Linked DNA regions of Homo sapiens: regions 2, 3, 4 and 5 are each linked to region 1. The links are chromatin contacts, found by Hi-C or POLR2A ChIA-PET in ENCODE. All regions are on one chromosome and are shown on one strand. The core of a region is the stretch at or near the end of the contact, and the rest is flanking DNA. Distances in the headings are between cores, read along the strand shown.

The links. Hi-C counts contacts between places; a loop is a spot of excess contacts on that map. ChIA-PET counts read pairs that join two places held with the same protein, here RNA polymerase II (POLR2A). Pooled maps may share reads with other maps.
Region 2: a loop to region 1 is called in a map with no recorded cell type, with 4 times the contacts of the local background. The contact joins the promoter of FMNL1 here to the promoter of KANSL1-AS1 in region 1. A Hi-C loop is called at or near these places in 2 of 168 maps with a recorded cell type or tissue (CD4-positive, alpha-beta memory T cell and naive thymus-derived CD4-positive, alpha-beta T cell), 5 of 37 single-sample maps with no recorded cell type and 12 of 50 pooled maps.
Region 3: a loop to region 1 is called in a map of B cell, with 5 times the contacts of the local background. The contact joins the enhancer-like site here to the promoter of KANSL1-AS1 in region 1. A Hi-C loop is called at or near these places in 1 of 168 maps with a recorded cell type or tissue (B cell) and 5 of 50 pooled maps. POLR2A ChIA-PET finds 5 or more read pairs at or near these places in 1 of 52 experiments (A549).
Region 4: a map of CD8-positive, alpha-beta T cell shows a loop between it and region 1 (16-fold over the local background). The contact joins the promoter of MAP3K14 here to the promoter of KANSL1-AS1 in region 1. A Hi-C loop is called at or near these places in 3 of 168 maps with a recorded cell type or tissue (CD8-positive, alpha-beta T cell and naive thymus-derived CD4-positive, alpha-beta T cell), 5 of 37 single-sample maps with no recorded cell type and 14 of 50 pooled maps. POLR2A ChIA-PET finds 5 or more read pairs at or near these places in 2 of 52 experiments (B cell and activated CD4-positive, alpha-beta T cell).
Region 5: a loop to region 1 is called in a map of CD8-positive, alpha-beta T cell, with 7 times the contacts of the local background. The contact joins the promoter of GOSR2 here to the promoter of KANSL1-AS1 in region 1. A Hi-C loop is called at or near these places in 1 of 168 maps with a recorded cell type or tissue (CD8-positive, alpha-beta T cell), 5 of 37 single-sample maps with no recorded cell type and 11 of 50 pooled maps.

What each region holds. Positions count from the first base shown.
Region 1 is chr17:46,192,234-46,195,034 of GRCh38, forward strand. It overlaps KANSL1-AS1 (KANSL1 antisense RNA 1), which reads left to right and starts at 1,340. Exons shown (of 2, transcript NR_034172.1): 1 at 1,340-1,505. It overlaps KANSL1 (KAT8 regulatory NSL complex subunit 1), which reads right to left and starts at 1,196. Exons shown (of 15, transcript NM_015443.4): 1 at 590-1,196.
Region 2 is chr17:45,220,490-45,223,290 of GRCh38, forward strand. It overlaps FMNL1 (formin like 1), which reads left to right and starts at 1,396. Exons shown (of 27, transcript NM_005892.4): 1 at 1,396-1,764. The coding sequence starts at 1,636. It overlaps FMNL1-DT (FMNL1 divergent transcript), which reads right to left and starts at 1,276. Exons shown (of 3, transcript NR_147507.1): 1 at 860-1,276. RefSeq lists silencers at 971-1,420, 1,431-1,480, 1,761-1,870, 1,793-2,087 and enhancers at 1,934-2,434, 2,435-2,801.
Region 3 is chr17:47,066,306-47,069,106 of GRCh38, forward strand. All of the region lies in intron 2 of LOC101927060 (a long non-coding RNA gene), which reads right to left. Among named protein-coding and RNA genes, the nearest start is that of RPRML, 88 kb to the left of the region's middle. RefSeq lists enhancers at 1,844-2,345, 2,346-2,801. Within about 2 kb of position 1,251, at least 38 of the 41 ENCODE cell types and tissues checked have a DNase peak (open chromatin) inside an H3K27ac peak, as active enhancers do; they include B cell, where a contact is called at or near this core.
Region 4 is chr17:45,315,585-45,318,385 of GRCh38, forward strand. MAP3K14 (mitogen-activated protein kinase kinase kinase 14) reads right to left here and starts at 1,436. Exons shown (of 16, transcript NM_003954.5): 1 at 1,376-1,436.
Region 5 is chr17:46,921,719-46,924,519 of GRCh38, forward strand. GOSR2 (golgi SNAP receptor complex member 2) reads left to right here and starts at 1,442. Exons shown (of 6, transcript NM_004287.5): 1 at 1,442-1,503. The coding sequence starts at 1,475. GOSR2-DT (GOSR2 divergent transcript) reads right to left here and starts at 1,153. Exons shown (of 3, transcript NR_186460.1): 1 at 1,093-1,153. It also overlaps a transcript of LRRC37A2 not described here. RefSeq lists an enhancer at 1,418-2,142.

The sequences.
Region 1 (2,801 bases), core at 90-2,589:
GGAAAACAGGCCCCCAAAAAGGCAGTTAAGATTCCAACTCACTTAAAAGCAAATAAATCCCTCTTCCTCTTTAGTTTAAAAAAAAAAAAAGTCCGCCTGAGGGAGACTACATCTGAAAACGTAAGTGACCTGAATTTACAGGCAACAAAAATAATAAATGAAACAATCAGAGTTGTGATACAAACCGTGCAACGCGCCAAGATGTGTGTTTCGAGCAGAGAAAGGCCTTTTGCAGTCAAGAGAAGTTCAAGGCGAGAGCCAGAGTTTGTTTGGGGGGTTCTTTTACGGGAATAAATCATGTTCTTCAGGCCGCCTTTTTAAATAGAACGCCAAAGGAAAAGCTGGCGAACGAGGCGGCAGCTCCTGGGGAAGGGCCCCCGCACACCCCCGCCCTTGGGGCGACTCCCAGCCCGGACCCGCAGCAGGGAAGCCCGGAGAGGCCATTTAAAGTTCCGGGGGATTTTTCTACCCTGCCCTGCCTTTCTAGTTACAACTAACAAAGAGAGAGAGAAATGGGAGCCACAGGGAGAGCGAGGAGAAGGAGAAAGGGCAGCAGGAGGAGGAGGAGAGGAGCAGCAGCAGCACCTACCACGTGATGGAGGAGCGTAGCCCGGGCGGATTCAGCCCCACAAAATGGGCGCAGTTTGCAAACAGCCCCCCGGCCTGGGCGCCGAGGGCCAGCGGCGGGCGGGGGCGCGCGACGGCGGCTCCGGCCCGGGCCCGCCGCTCTCCTCCCCCCGACGCCCGGAGCCGCCCTGACTTTCCGGGCGGGGGGGCGAGGCAGAGGGGGAGGGGAAGGCGGCGGCGGGGAGCGGCTGCTTTTTCTTCTCTTTCGGGCCCTTTCCCGGCCTTGCTCCGCACCGACGGGGCCCGAGCACGGCTGGAGACCGCAGCCCGGCCGGGAGGGCGGGCGGGCGGGGGCAGAGAGTGAAACCGCCCCCCCGCCCCGCACAAACAAGCACCGCCGTCTGCAGCCCGAACCCGCACCCAGGCCGCCACCCCCGGCCGCCTCTTTCCAGCCGGGGAGCGCGCTTCAGCCGCCCCCCGCGCCGCCGCGGCGAGACGAGTCGGCTTCGCTACGGTGCTCGGTTCTCCCGCCGGCTCGGCGAGCGGTGGCGGCGGTGGCGGCGGCACTGGGAAAATGGCGGCCGAGCTCCTTTTCCCTCCCCCCCTTTAATCTGAAGCGGAGGGAGAATGGAGCGAGCGAGCAAGCGGGCGAGCGCCGGGGACACGGGGAGGAGGGACAGCAGCGCCTCCGCCGGCTGCGGCTGCGGCGGCGAAGGGCCGCTCCACCCCGGCGCGCCGCCAGGGGGCGCCCGCCGCGCCGCCCCCGCGGGCCGCCAGGAGGCGCGGCCGCCGCCGCCTCAGTCATGGCTCCTCGCCGTGGCCGATGTTTTTGTACCTCCATCTGCGGAGGCCGCGGCGCCCGGCCCCAGCTGCCCCGGACGTGCGGCGACGGCACGCAGCACTGCGGCAGGGGGAAGCCAGCCCTCGCTGCGGCCGAGGTGAGTCTAACCTGAGGCACTGACGCCGTCACATGCCCTCCGTGCTGGGGCCGGCGGTGCGGCTCGCCAGTTGAGGGGCAGGGCGGGCCGGCGCCGCGGAGCGAGAGGACGTGAGCGAGGAACTGTTTGCACTGTGTAGTAAAGAGGGTAAGGCCGTCGGCACCACACTATTCCAAGGCTAACCCTGCAGAAAGCTCCCTGACCAGTGAAGCGGCTTCCGCCGCCCGCCCTTTGTCCCTAGCAGCCAGCCTCCGTATACTGCAGCACGGCTGGGCACTAGCCCCAGCACCGCGCTCCGCAGCCACCAGAGTTGGGCGGGGTGGGGAGGGTGCACGTAGTCACTGCGCAGGCCCCAGCCAGGGCCCGCGCCGGGCCAGCCCGGGAAGGGACAGCCGGGAGCCAGAGGGGAAGTGATGGCCCCGCCGGCGCCGGGCCCGCTGGGAACTGTAGTTTTCGTGAAGAAACACGCGTCTTGTTTTGGGTGTCATGGCTTGGCAGATCCGCCAAAACAGGCAAATGGCATTACACAATGAGTATTTATGCTTCCTGCCGCCACCAAAAGGAAGTTCACTGCCATGCTAAAAGTTTAACAAAGAACTCCATAAAGAAACACAAGTCTCACAACAAAAAGCCAACTTCCCACCTCGTTACCAGAGTTGGTTTAAAGTGGTGGCACCTTATCATTTCTCATGACCAGTTTATCAGTACAGAACTTTATATTGTCCCCAAAATAGGACCTTTAAAATAATGGAACCTTTCCTAGACTTAAAGAATTCATAAACATAATGTAATACAAAGTGTCACACAAAGTGTAATTCTACCACCCTTTAAAGTTGCCAAAAGATGAGTGGAGTATCTTGAGATTTAAAAGACTAATCTAGGATTCATCAAAACTGGCTTAAATGACTGAAGAAAAAATCGTTCAAATCATTAAATCATCAAATTCGGCAGATAAGAAGGGTATGTATGCTCTACTACCAAAAAGGAAGACGCAAAATGCTTCACACTTTTTTGTGGCTTACCAGAACCAATATCCGGCATTATACGTCACTTCTGCTTATCAAAAAACACCCTCACAGTCGTTACAGAACGGTTTTAGTCTTCCCACAAAGTTACACTAACTCACCTGCCCCTGCAACATCTGCACCTAGGTTTCTGCGAATTTCCATTTGTACTCCTAAAATCACACTCTCAAGCATAGTCATAGTTCTCAAATACCAAAGGCAGGCAGTTTGGAGTCATAGGGTCAAATTACACAAAGAATAAACTAATATTTGTATACACATCCAAAAGAGG
Region 2 (2,801 bases), core at 146-2,645, 970 kb before region 1:
GGGGAGGGGACACTAATGGCTCCTGACCTGGCCTAGAGATAATTCGGGGCTCCTTCAGCGGGCCCTCCCTCCTCAGTGCCCTGGAAGTGTAGGGAGGGGTCAGTTGGGGATCCCCACAAATTAAATGGGGAATGAGAGGAGCAACTGAAAGTCTCAAATTCAGGCTATAGATGGGACCCCAGCCCCCCATACTCTCCCGTCCTACATGAGATGGGCAGTGGAGGGCCAGGACAGCAACTCCAAGCCAGTGTAGGTTTTGGAGGTAGACAGTGAGGAGGCTTGCTTCTGTCCTTTGTTAGCTGAGTGCCCTTGGACAGCTTACTTACCTACTCTCAGCCTCAGTTTCCCCATCTCTAAAATAAGGCTACCAATACCTACCTTCTCTGGCCATTGTCAGGATGAATGAAAGAGCTCTGAAAGTATTTCTGTAATTAGCAGACATCAGAGATTGTTATTCTCCAAGGTAAGAGGCCCCCCTAGATCCCTGGCGGTGACAGTGTCAAGATTCTTTTTCCCTCCTCTGCGGTGCCCACTCCTTTTCCAGCCTTGTGGCTGGCTCTCATCCTCCTTTCCGCAACCCCCCACTCCTCCTTGGGACCACCTTGGCGGGCCCAGCTTCTCGCAGCCTGCCATATTCCATAGGTGCCCCCATTCTAAAACCTGTAGGGGTGCCCTGCACAGGCGCACGGTTGGTCGAGGTGGGACAGGTGGCGGGGGTCTCCACTGGCCTGCGTCCGCGCCCCCCACCCTGTTTAGGAGTTCCTGTTTGGAGATGGCTCCCCCTCGTCCTCAGCTCGTCTCTGGGCTAAGCAGGGGAGGAGAGAAATAAAAGGTGGGGGGCCTGGAAGGGGGTTCCCACCTTCTCAGTCCGGGACGCGAGACGGGAACGCAGCCCTGGCGCCCCAACGCTGCACCACCGTGGGTCTCCGAGCCGTGCTCGCAGTCGCTGAGATCCTCGGTGCGGAGAAGATGTGCCCCTCCAATCCCCAGGCCGTGATCCCCTTCACCCAGACCCGGCCAATCCCTCGCCCGAGGCGAGCGGGAGGATGCGGTTCTAGGACCCGGAGGCGCCGCCGAGCGCGCCGCCGCCTCGGCCTCGCCTCGGTGGCCTCCCGCTCCGGCAGGTGAAGCGGCGCCGGCCGCCCCCTCTGCGGCAGGTGAAGCGGCTCGGCAGCCCACTCCCCGCCCGCCATGGTTGCGGGGGTCCCCCGGCCAGCGCCCGCCCCCTCCCTCCAGCCCGCCCCCCTGGGGCTGGGTGCCCGGCGGCGGCGGCGGCGAACTGCGGTTTGCGCGCACGGGGAGCGACAGCAGAAGTTCGAAAATCGCCGAGGGGGGAGCCAGCGCCGCAGCTTCCTGCCCCCGGCCCAGCCCTCTGGCCCCGGCGGCCTGCAGCCTGACTTCCTCCCCCAACCCTGCAGCTCGCCGCCCGGTCCCACGGACGGGGCCGCCCCGATGGGACGCCGCGCTCCGGCCCCTGCGCGCCGCTGAGCCGAGCGCCCCCCGCTGCCGAGACCCCCGCCGCCACCGCCAGCCGCTGCCCCCTCGCCCCCGCCCGGGCCGGGAGCCTCGTCCCCGTCCCCCGGAAAGCTGGATTTCCGAGGCTGGAGGCGCCTGGCCGGCTGGGTGGGGACCACCATGGGCAACGCGGCCGGCAGCGCCGAGCAGCCCGCGGGCCCCGCCGCGCCGCCCCCCAAGCAGCCCGCGCCTCCCAAGCAGCCGATGCCCGCGGCCGGAGAGCTGGAGGAGAGGTTCAACCGCGCCCTGGTGAGTGCGACCCGGAGGCGGGTCGGGCGCGGGCGGGGGGCGGCAGGGGCGCGGCAGGGGCTGGGCGCGCGTCCCCGCCCCCGGGGACTCAGGTGCCGCTTGGAGATCCCCGGTCCGGCAGCTGCCCCCTCCAGGAGGTGGGAGCGACAGTGGCCTTTTTTTCAGAGTGACTTAGCACTCTCCCCCCAAAACTTTCTTCAGTTATCGCCCGGTCTCCCTCCCTAAGACGCCTCCACCCCAGCTGGGTCTTAAGGTCTAAACAAGTATGTCCTGTGAAGAAGTTGGGAGCGGGGCACGCACAGGGGTCCCGGGTCGCCCCCTTCCCCACTGCACGCAGGCCCAGCCACCGGGCGCGGGTCTGGGGCATCTGCCTTTCTGTGTCTGGAGTCAAAGATGAAAGGGTTACAACCTCCCGGGAGCGGGAGACCTGCTGGAGGTGTTGGGTCCTGATTTGTTGGGCGCCTGGGCTGCGGGGAATGGGGTTGTCGGATCATGGCCAGGAGGTATCTGTGTTTCTACCCCGCCATATGTCAGAGCCAGGGTGCCTGTGGGTCTTTATCTTGGGGCATCCTTTCCAAGCCACTGAAGGGAGTAAGATGAGGGAGGGTGGGGTCAGGACGGGTGGGTCGCCCAGGCTAGGGGTGGAGCAAAATCTGGAACCACCCCCCTCTGTGCCTACCTGGGGAATTGGAGCGGGGTCGCTGGGGAATAGGTCTCTGGGAGGGAACCAGCAGCTCAGGCCGAGCCTGGAAACAGTCAACATGTTCAGTGGGGTGGGGGCTCCAGAGCAGACTCAGGGGTCTCCAAGACCCTGCATAAGGCAGAAGTAGGGAGAGGAAGAGCTGCTCACTCTCACTCTCCCCACCCCCGACGCCCTGGCCCTGGCTCCCTCCTCTAACTAATTGCCTGGTGGCCTGCCTGCTGTCAGCCTTCCCTTGCTGGACGCTGGGTGACAGGCAAAATGAGGCTGTGCCTTCTCCCAGATGCATTTCCCAGTCCCTGCAGGTCTGAGGGTGGGGGCTCAACGGAGACACAGG
Region 3 (2,801 bases), core at 1-2,500, 870 kb after region 1:
CTTGGAAGATGGGAGGCTGGATGGCTCTTGGGAGCAGACCCGCAGGGTACTACTGCACTTCAGGAAATAGCAGAGAGAGTTTGGTACAGTTTACTATCCTAGGCTGTAGGATTTTGAAAAGGAGATACCATGTCGTCTATGTCTTGTTGATTAGAAGACTATTTGAGTGGAAAGTGGATAACCTGGACCTCTGGTTCACCGTGCGCACAAGTGTAACAGTTGTTTTTGTTTAAAGAGTGAACGGAATATTTCATTTATTTTAGCCAGGCATTTATATTTTGATGTCTTGTTGTTTGCCTTAGGTTTTTTACTTTTACTATAGAGACTTTGGTTTTGTTATTTGGTAAGAGAGGAGTGATAACTAAACAGGCATTAAAAGTAATAATTTGAGGTGAGTTAGATTTAGTTACATTAATAAGATGGGAAGTAGTTGAAGGAGAGAAAAGATAGATAAAGTTTTTTTAGTTTTAATTTGGTAGGGCTTGACCCTGGAGCAATGGCCTATGACTTTTATGGTGATGACATTTTCTCGACTTGGGTACGACGTGTTAATTTATTTTTTTGCTGTGCGAATGGCAGTCTTGGTGGTCAGCAGCTTAAGGTAGGTTTCTTCCTAGGCTGGCTTGCATTTTTCTTTTTTTTACATCTTTCGATAAGGACGTGGTTTTCAAGCTGGTGCTGGTGTACTGGAAATGTTAGGGGTGGTACCTGTGCTAAAAGGCTTTTAGTTTTGAGGGAAGGGAAAGTGGAAAATAAGTATATAATTTTTGAGAAACTGATTTTTTGTTTTAAATGTGGGGACATTAGCAGTAGAATGTAAGTAAGGCAAACTATAGGTATTTTTTGGTCTATAAGTCCTTAGTGCCTTCTTAAGTTTTTTTTTTTTTAACTTTTTCTTATGTTGCTTTTGAAGGAAACTTTGGGGTTTTTTCTTAGAACTTTGTACATCTTGGGGCTTGAGGCCCCATAGTGACACCTCCAACTCCTTCCCCGCTGAGCGCTGCCTAGGGGACGCGGCGGCCTGGCTCCCCTTAAGGTCTTGGCCTCCCTGTGGCCTTTATTGCTCCCTTGCGTTGTGGCCTTAGGGATGAGTGGCCCTGTGACTTACCTGGCAGCCCTCGGACCTTGCTCCTGCCCAAGCCCCTGCCGTTGGGCCCCGGTGTTGGGTTCGGTTGTGCTGTCTAACGGCTGCCTGGCCCCCTCCCCCCTCCCCTGTACAGGAAGTGTCTGTTGGCGGCTAGGTCCCCCACCAGATGGCTCATGCTGTGGCCACTCTAGGAGCAGCTGGAGGTGGAAACTCGTTGGTATTAACCCTGTGCTGGAGGGCCCTTAATGGGTTTTTTGATGCAATTGGAACAAGATTTATTTATTTTTTATACGGGGCTTAGATAACATTTCTCTTTGGTTTAGCAATATTTATTTTCATTTGGAAAATTTTTAGCACCTATTTTTATTAGTTTTTAGAATAAAGAAAGTCAAACATCATTTTATGTTTGATAATGTTTCCTGTATGATTTTATAAGAGATAAGTTAAATTTTACCTTTATATTAGTGTACTATTAATGTTAAACTACATTTTAATAAAACCTTGTAGATATTATTTAATTTTAACGTTTGACTATAAGGTAAGATTTTTATAGATTCTTTTTAACCCTTTATAATTTTTGTTAAAGAGCAGGTTAGTGCTTTAAGAAAAACCTATTGTGCTTTTATTTTTATGTTCAGTTCATAGAAAAACTGGATGATACCCCTTTAACTTTAGCCGATATGTTTATACACAGAATTTTTTTTATAATTAACATTTTAAAACTTGCTTAAACTTTTAAAACAAATTTTTTTGACCTTTTAATGTAGGTAAGAATTCAAATTTTTATGCCTCTTTATAATCCTTTTATTAAAAGTGTATTTTATTTTCCTTATACACCTTGCACATAAACTTAATAGTTTTACATTTAGGAGGCCAAATTAGTTTTAAATTATATAATATGTTTTGCATAAATTCTTTTTATAGCATTTTTTATGACTTTTACAGATAATTTTTGACATGCCTTAACATTTTGCCTTCCTTTTATACTATTTATTTTTTTAGTATTATCCTTTTTTCAAAATTTCTGTTTTTTCCAATCTTTCTTATTTTTTCCATTTCTCTATTTGCGTTCTTTTTTTTTTTTCTTTCTGTCATTTCCTGGTTTCTTCCTCATTCCCGAGTTCTCCTGCTCCTGCAGCTGGCAGGCCGGGCAACGGCATGGGTACTGCCCCTGCGCACGCACTGCCGTCCATCTCTTTTGTTTTTTTCTGATTTTCCTTTTTAGTTTTTCCCTTCTCTCCTCACACTTACTTTTTTGGGCTGGGTGGGATTTGCGCAGCCGTAGTCCAGCCCCAGGAAGTTGGTGCCCTGTTGAGCTCACCGCTTTCTTCTGGATAACTCCGATCTCAGCCTTATTCCAAGTCTTAACAGTGTCTTCTCATCCTTAGTCTCCTAGCCACTGTATACCTTCTTTTCCGTCTCCTGCCGTCCTGAGGACACCCCATCCCTAAGTCTTTGCTAAACTGTCCTGAACTCTTACTGCCTCCTTTCCTACCACCCTCACCCAATCTTGTTAAAAAATGACATCTCCGTGTCCTTTCACCCCCGCTGACACCACCGCATGTCTTTACCCCAACTCTGCGTCCATTGCTTCCCTCGACCCCACTCCCATTCAACCTGAGAACTTAGTGCAGAGTCTCCTTCCACCAGCTGCCCCTCAACAGCCAAATGTAGGTGCTCACTCAGACCCACAGTTAGAGACTGAGCAGCATGA
Region 4 (2,801 bases), core at 186-2,685, 880 kb before region 1:
AAGTAAGGCAAGCACTTTTTAAGTGTCCTCTCACATTAAGAGCATAAAAACCACACCAAAAACTTCTCCCTCCTTTCTGCATCTCAGTTCTATAATGTGGTCCTGATCTAGGATTCTGGGAAAGACCCATCCTTAGTCCCAGCTATGAGGCATCAGGCAAGATATATACCACCCCCACTCCCTCATACACACCTGCCTCAGGTGCCTCGCCCATAAAACAAGACACTACAATCTGTCTTACCACACAGCCATCTGAAGGAAAACGGAGCTCACAGGTATGAAGACACTAAGCAAAAAACACATCACTAATGTTAAGATACTGTCTCCTTCTAATCTTTCAGAAAGACCATGTTTCTAGTCAAGGGGTTTCCAACATTTTTCTTGGAATAAACTCCAGACTCCTATTTTATATCATGACCTCACTCTAATCATTTAATTTCATGTGCTTTTAAAGTCCTTAATTAAGTCATTGGTGTTCATTGTCTCCAGCGATCAAAAGTAGTTTTACCATTTACTTTGCTGATGTATGTACCTTTTCACCACTTATCCTCTCCCTCATTCATACCTCCAGTCCACCCTTTAGGGCCGAGAGCAACTTTTTAACCTCGACTAGGAAGGAAACACTTTTTCTGAAGCTACCCAGCACTAAGGAGGCTCCCGGGCAGGTGGGAAACGTACGTACAAGTGGCCCCTCTCTGCCTGGTGCCCAGTGGCTGCAAGATGCCAGGGCCACGATGGGTTTCCAAGATGGGAATGTTATATTTGAACCGACAGATAAAGTCCCGAGTTGGAGAGCCCAGAAGAATTACAGAGGAGGACTGGGGTCCGAGGGCGGAGGGAGGATGCTGCGGGCGGCCAGCACTGCCCCGCTGCATGCTGAGGACAGGCTTAGCTCCTGCTCCCCGCCTTGAGGTGTGACCTGAGAACTTCCCATGAAAGGCCGGGAGGGTTTCACGCCAGGGCAGATGCCAGGGCGCACTCCTGCAGGAGACACGTCCGCCCCGCGGCAGGCGAGCTCCATCCTGGGGGCACTGGGGCGCAGAGCAGGCGGGCGGGCCTGGCGGCGGCGCGGGGCACTAGTGAAGGGGAAGCAGGCGGCCCCTGCGCGCGCTCGGAGCCAGCGTGTGGCCAGCAGGAGTGCGCGGCCTGGAGGCCCGGGGCGAGCGCGGCACCGGCAGCGCGTGCGAGGGCGCGCCCGCGGACCGCTGCGAGTGGGTTGGACGGGGTACGTCGGACTGCGCTGGCCTGGCCGCCGACCCCACTGCTCCGGGGCGAGGGGCCAGGCCGCAGCCCAGCCCGGGGCTGAGAGGCGATCCATCCCAGCCGCTCCCTGGTCGCCTCGCACCGGGCCCCAGGGTCCCGCCCCGTCACCTACCGGCCAAGCGCCGATCTCCCCAACCAAGCGAGTGTTGCGCTCCGCTCGCCCGCGATCTCCCGCCGCCGGCCGCCGACCGCTGAGCTCCCGGCCCGTGGTCGCCCCGCCCCGGTCCCGGGCTCCGCCCCCTCGCCTTCTCGGCCGCCCCCGGGGCCACGCCTCCCCCGGAGGCTGTAACTTTGCCTCGCTTCGCGCCTCCTTTCTTTGGCCGCACCGCGACCCGTGGCCCCGCCCACTCCCCTACGCCAACCAATGAGACGGTCGTCCCGGCAAGCCCGTCTTCCCGCTCCCTAGCAACGATTGGTTAACGAGGCCTGGTTTCCAGAAATGGGCACTATTTCCGGACGATGTTTGTAGAAGGGAGATCGCTGGGCGGGCGGACTGACAGAAGGCGGAGGCGACTAGGGTGTTGGTGGAACCACACATGCGCCCTCGGCTTCTGGCAGTCTTACCAGCTGCGTTCTCGAGGTTACGGGAAGGAAGGGCGAGTGTGCGCATGCGTGGGCACTCCCTGCCACTGACTTCGGTTACCTTGGAGACAGCGAGGCGCTCTCCCTCGTGGGTCGCGCGCGTTCCGCTTCCTCTCTGCTGCCAAGCGGTGGCGGCTGAGGCGGGAGGTGGTGGGGGTAGAGACGTTTTTATTGAGCTCTTACCGTGTGCCTGGTCCTGTAGAATCCCTGGAATGAGTAAAGAAGGTTACAGTGCCTGCCCTCGAGAAGCTTGGGGAGCCAAGGGCTTACAGGGGCCCGACCTGTGGGTTGAAACCCAGGTACAAAGAGAGCATGTGGGTGCGTGGCGTGGTACGAGCGCTGAGCAAAGCATCTGCTCTCTGGGTTTGCAGACCACAGAGCCAGCAAGAGGATGAGAGCTTGATGTATGCAAAGAAAGGACCTGGAGTTCAGAATATGCATTGAAGTGTCAACAGTGCTTCTTTCTGAATGGGGGTCGGGGGTGGGGAGTAGGGAAGGTATAGAAACTTTTTCTAACTTTTGCCCCTCTGTATTATCTAGTGTTTCCACACTGAGCTTGTATTTTATTTGTAATAAATTCCAGGCCAGGCACGGTGGCTCACTCCTGTAATCCCAGCGCTTTTGGGAGGCAAAGGCAGGAGGATCGCTTGAGGCCAGGAGTTGGAGAACATCCTGGGCAATATAGCAAGGACCTCGTCCTTGCAAAAAAATAAAAGAATAGCCAGGCGTGGTAGTTTGCACTTGCAGTCCCAGCTAGAGGGGAGGCTGAGAGTCTGAGGTTACAGTGAGCCATGATCGTGCCACTGCACTCCAGCCTGGGTAACAGAGTGAGGCAGTCCTTTAAAAAAAAAATCCAAACTTTTTTTTTTATTGCAAAATAAAAGATGTACTCCTACCCTGGGCATCCCACTTCCATGAAGGGTCCATGGTAGGTGTGGTGAGTGGCTCTAGTCCGG
Region 5 (2,801 bases), core at 192-2,691, 730 kb after region 1:
GACACATGAAAAAATGCTCATCATCACTGGCCATCAGAGAAATGCAAATCAAAACCACAATGAGATACCATCTCACACCAGTTAGAATGGCGACCATTAAAAAGTCAGGAAACAACAGCTGCTGGAGAGGATGTGGAGAAATAAGAACACTTTTACACTGTTGGTGGGACTGTTAACTGGTTCAACCATTGTGGAAGACAGTGTGGAGATTTCTCAGGGATCTAGAACTAGAAATACCATTTGACCCAGCCATCCCATTACTGGGTATATACCCAAAGGATTATAAATCATGCTGCTATAAAGACACATTTACATGTATGTTTATTGCAGCACTATTCACAATAGCAAAGACCTGGAACCAACCCAAATGTCCAACAATGACAGACTGGATTAAGAAAATGTGGCATATATACACCATGGAATACTATGCAGCCATAAAAAATGATGAGTTCATGTCCTTTGTAGGGACACGGATGAAGCTGGAAACCAACATTCTCAGCAAACTATCGCAAGGACAAAAAAACAAACATTACATGTTCTCACTCATAGGTGGGAACTGAACGATGAGAACACTTGGACACAGGAAGGGGGACATCACACTTCGGGGCCTGTTGTGGGGTGGGGAGAGGGGGAAGGGATAGCATTAGGAGATATACCTAATGTAAATGACGAGTTAATGGGTGCAGCACACCAACATGGCACATGTATACATATGTAACAACCCTGCACGTTGTGCACATGTACCCTAGAACTTAAAGTATAATAATAAAAAATAATAAAATAAAGAAAAAAAATCTATAACTACATTTCTTGTAATTTTGTCTTTTGAGAGTATACATATCTTATTTCCTTTCCCAGACCAGAACCTCTTTGAGGGCAGGAGGAACCCGGTTTTCCCTACTTTACACATGACACATAATAACCACTCATTCAATGTAGGTTTACTGGATGGATAAATAGGAATGGGGGGTAGATAGGCGGGAGAGTGAGTAGACAAATGCGAAACAGGAAAAGCTTGCGCCAGGAAAAACAGTGAAGAGCGAAATCTCCAGACCCCCGATTAAATGGTTTAAAGTGAAGCCAAGCAAGAACCTCCAGTCCTCTCTGCGGCAGAGAACAGCAGATGATAGCGGCTCGCCTTCAACTTTGCTCTGAGGACCTCTCGTTAGTATCCCGCGATTGTCCTTCCTAACGCCTGACTGAATCCTGAGGCTAGCCTTCAGCGAACATGTACACCGCCTTGCCCTTCACGTGAAGCCGAGCCTGTGACTACACTTATCCTTCCGTCGCCGGCCTCATTTCTCCTTCCCCTTCTCCGATCTCGCAACCACTGCTAGTAAGGCGCGCGTGCGGGCAGCCCTGGCCGGCAGGGGAGGGAGGGTCCTGCGACCGGAAGCCGGAAACCGGAAGGGGGGCTGTGAGGACGTGTTCCGAGGAAGCCAGAGCCGGAGCCGTGGCCTGCGGGGCCGGCGACATGGATCCCCTGTTCCAGCAAACGCACAAGTGAGGGCCGGTCGGGGAGCGGGCAGGGGCTAGACGAGGCGAGGCCAGGTGAGCCTGGCTTCTGGGGCTGAGGCCTCGGACGTCAGCCAGGGTAGAGGCCGAGTTTTTCCGCCAGGGCACTGCTGGGGATGCCTCCGAAGTGCTTAATCCTTGGCGGGACTCCCAGGTCAGCCACAGACAGTGGGTTCAGGCTGGGGCCTGGAGACGTGGGGCAGATGACTCCTGGGGTCTGCAAGTTCGTGACTACCTGCTGGGTAGACTGGGTGACGGGAAACTGGCACCTGCAGGTTATAAAACTTTGTCCAGCACTTGTCAACTCGGTGCTCCTGGTTGGTAGACCTCGAGAGGAGACACGGAGTAGGAGACACGGCCCCTGGCCGTAGGAGTGTACTGTTTAATTGGAGAGTCAGGGCACGTACGGGAAAGTATTTGTATTCTTATTCGATTTATACTAAAGACCACATTTTTATGGTACAAAGAAATTGCTGTCCACGTAGCATTCACTATTATTACTTGTTAATCGTATCTGGTTACAGGTTATCGCTAAGAAAATCAAATTGTAATTTAGTTTCTCATAACTTAAATTCCTTGGTAGTGTCCTTTATTCGCATCGTCCTGCACTTTCGGAATTGCTGAGATACGTAGTTGAGTATTAATGGGGCCATACTTACCCTATTTTTGGGGGCGGGGGGCAGAATTATGATTTTTACCCTGTTTTGGAGGGACGGAATTTTATGATTTTTATTTTTTATTGTAAAATATACACAACATAAGATTTACTGTTTTAACAATTTTTAAGTGTACAATTCAGTGACATTGAGTACATTCACAACTTACATCACTACGATCCATTTCCAGAACTTTTTCATCATCCCAGTGTGCCTGTTAATCAGTAGCACTTCATTTCTTCCTTCCAGAACACCTAGTAACCTCTGTTTTACTTCTCTCTATGAGTTTACCTATTCTAGATACTTAATATAAGTGGAGTCATACAGAATTTGTCCTTTTGTATCTGGCTTATTTCACTTAATGTTTTCAGGGTTCATCTATATTGTAGCCTGTTACCAGAATTTCATTCTGTTTTATGACGGAATAATATTCCGTTTTATGTGTCTACCACATTTTGTTATCCATTCATCTGTTGATGGACACTTGAGTTGTTTCCACCATTGGGCTGTTGAGAATAATACTGCTATGAACTCTGGTGTAGAAGTATCTGTTTTAGTTTCTCTTCTCAATTTTTTGAGGTATATACCTATCCTATTGAGAACTTTCAAACTTATGCTGTAGTTTTGTTG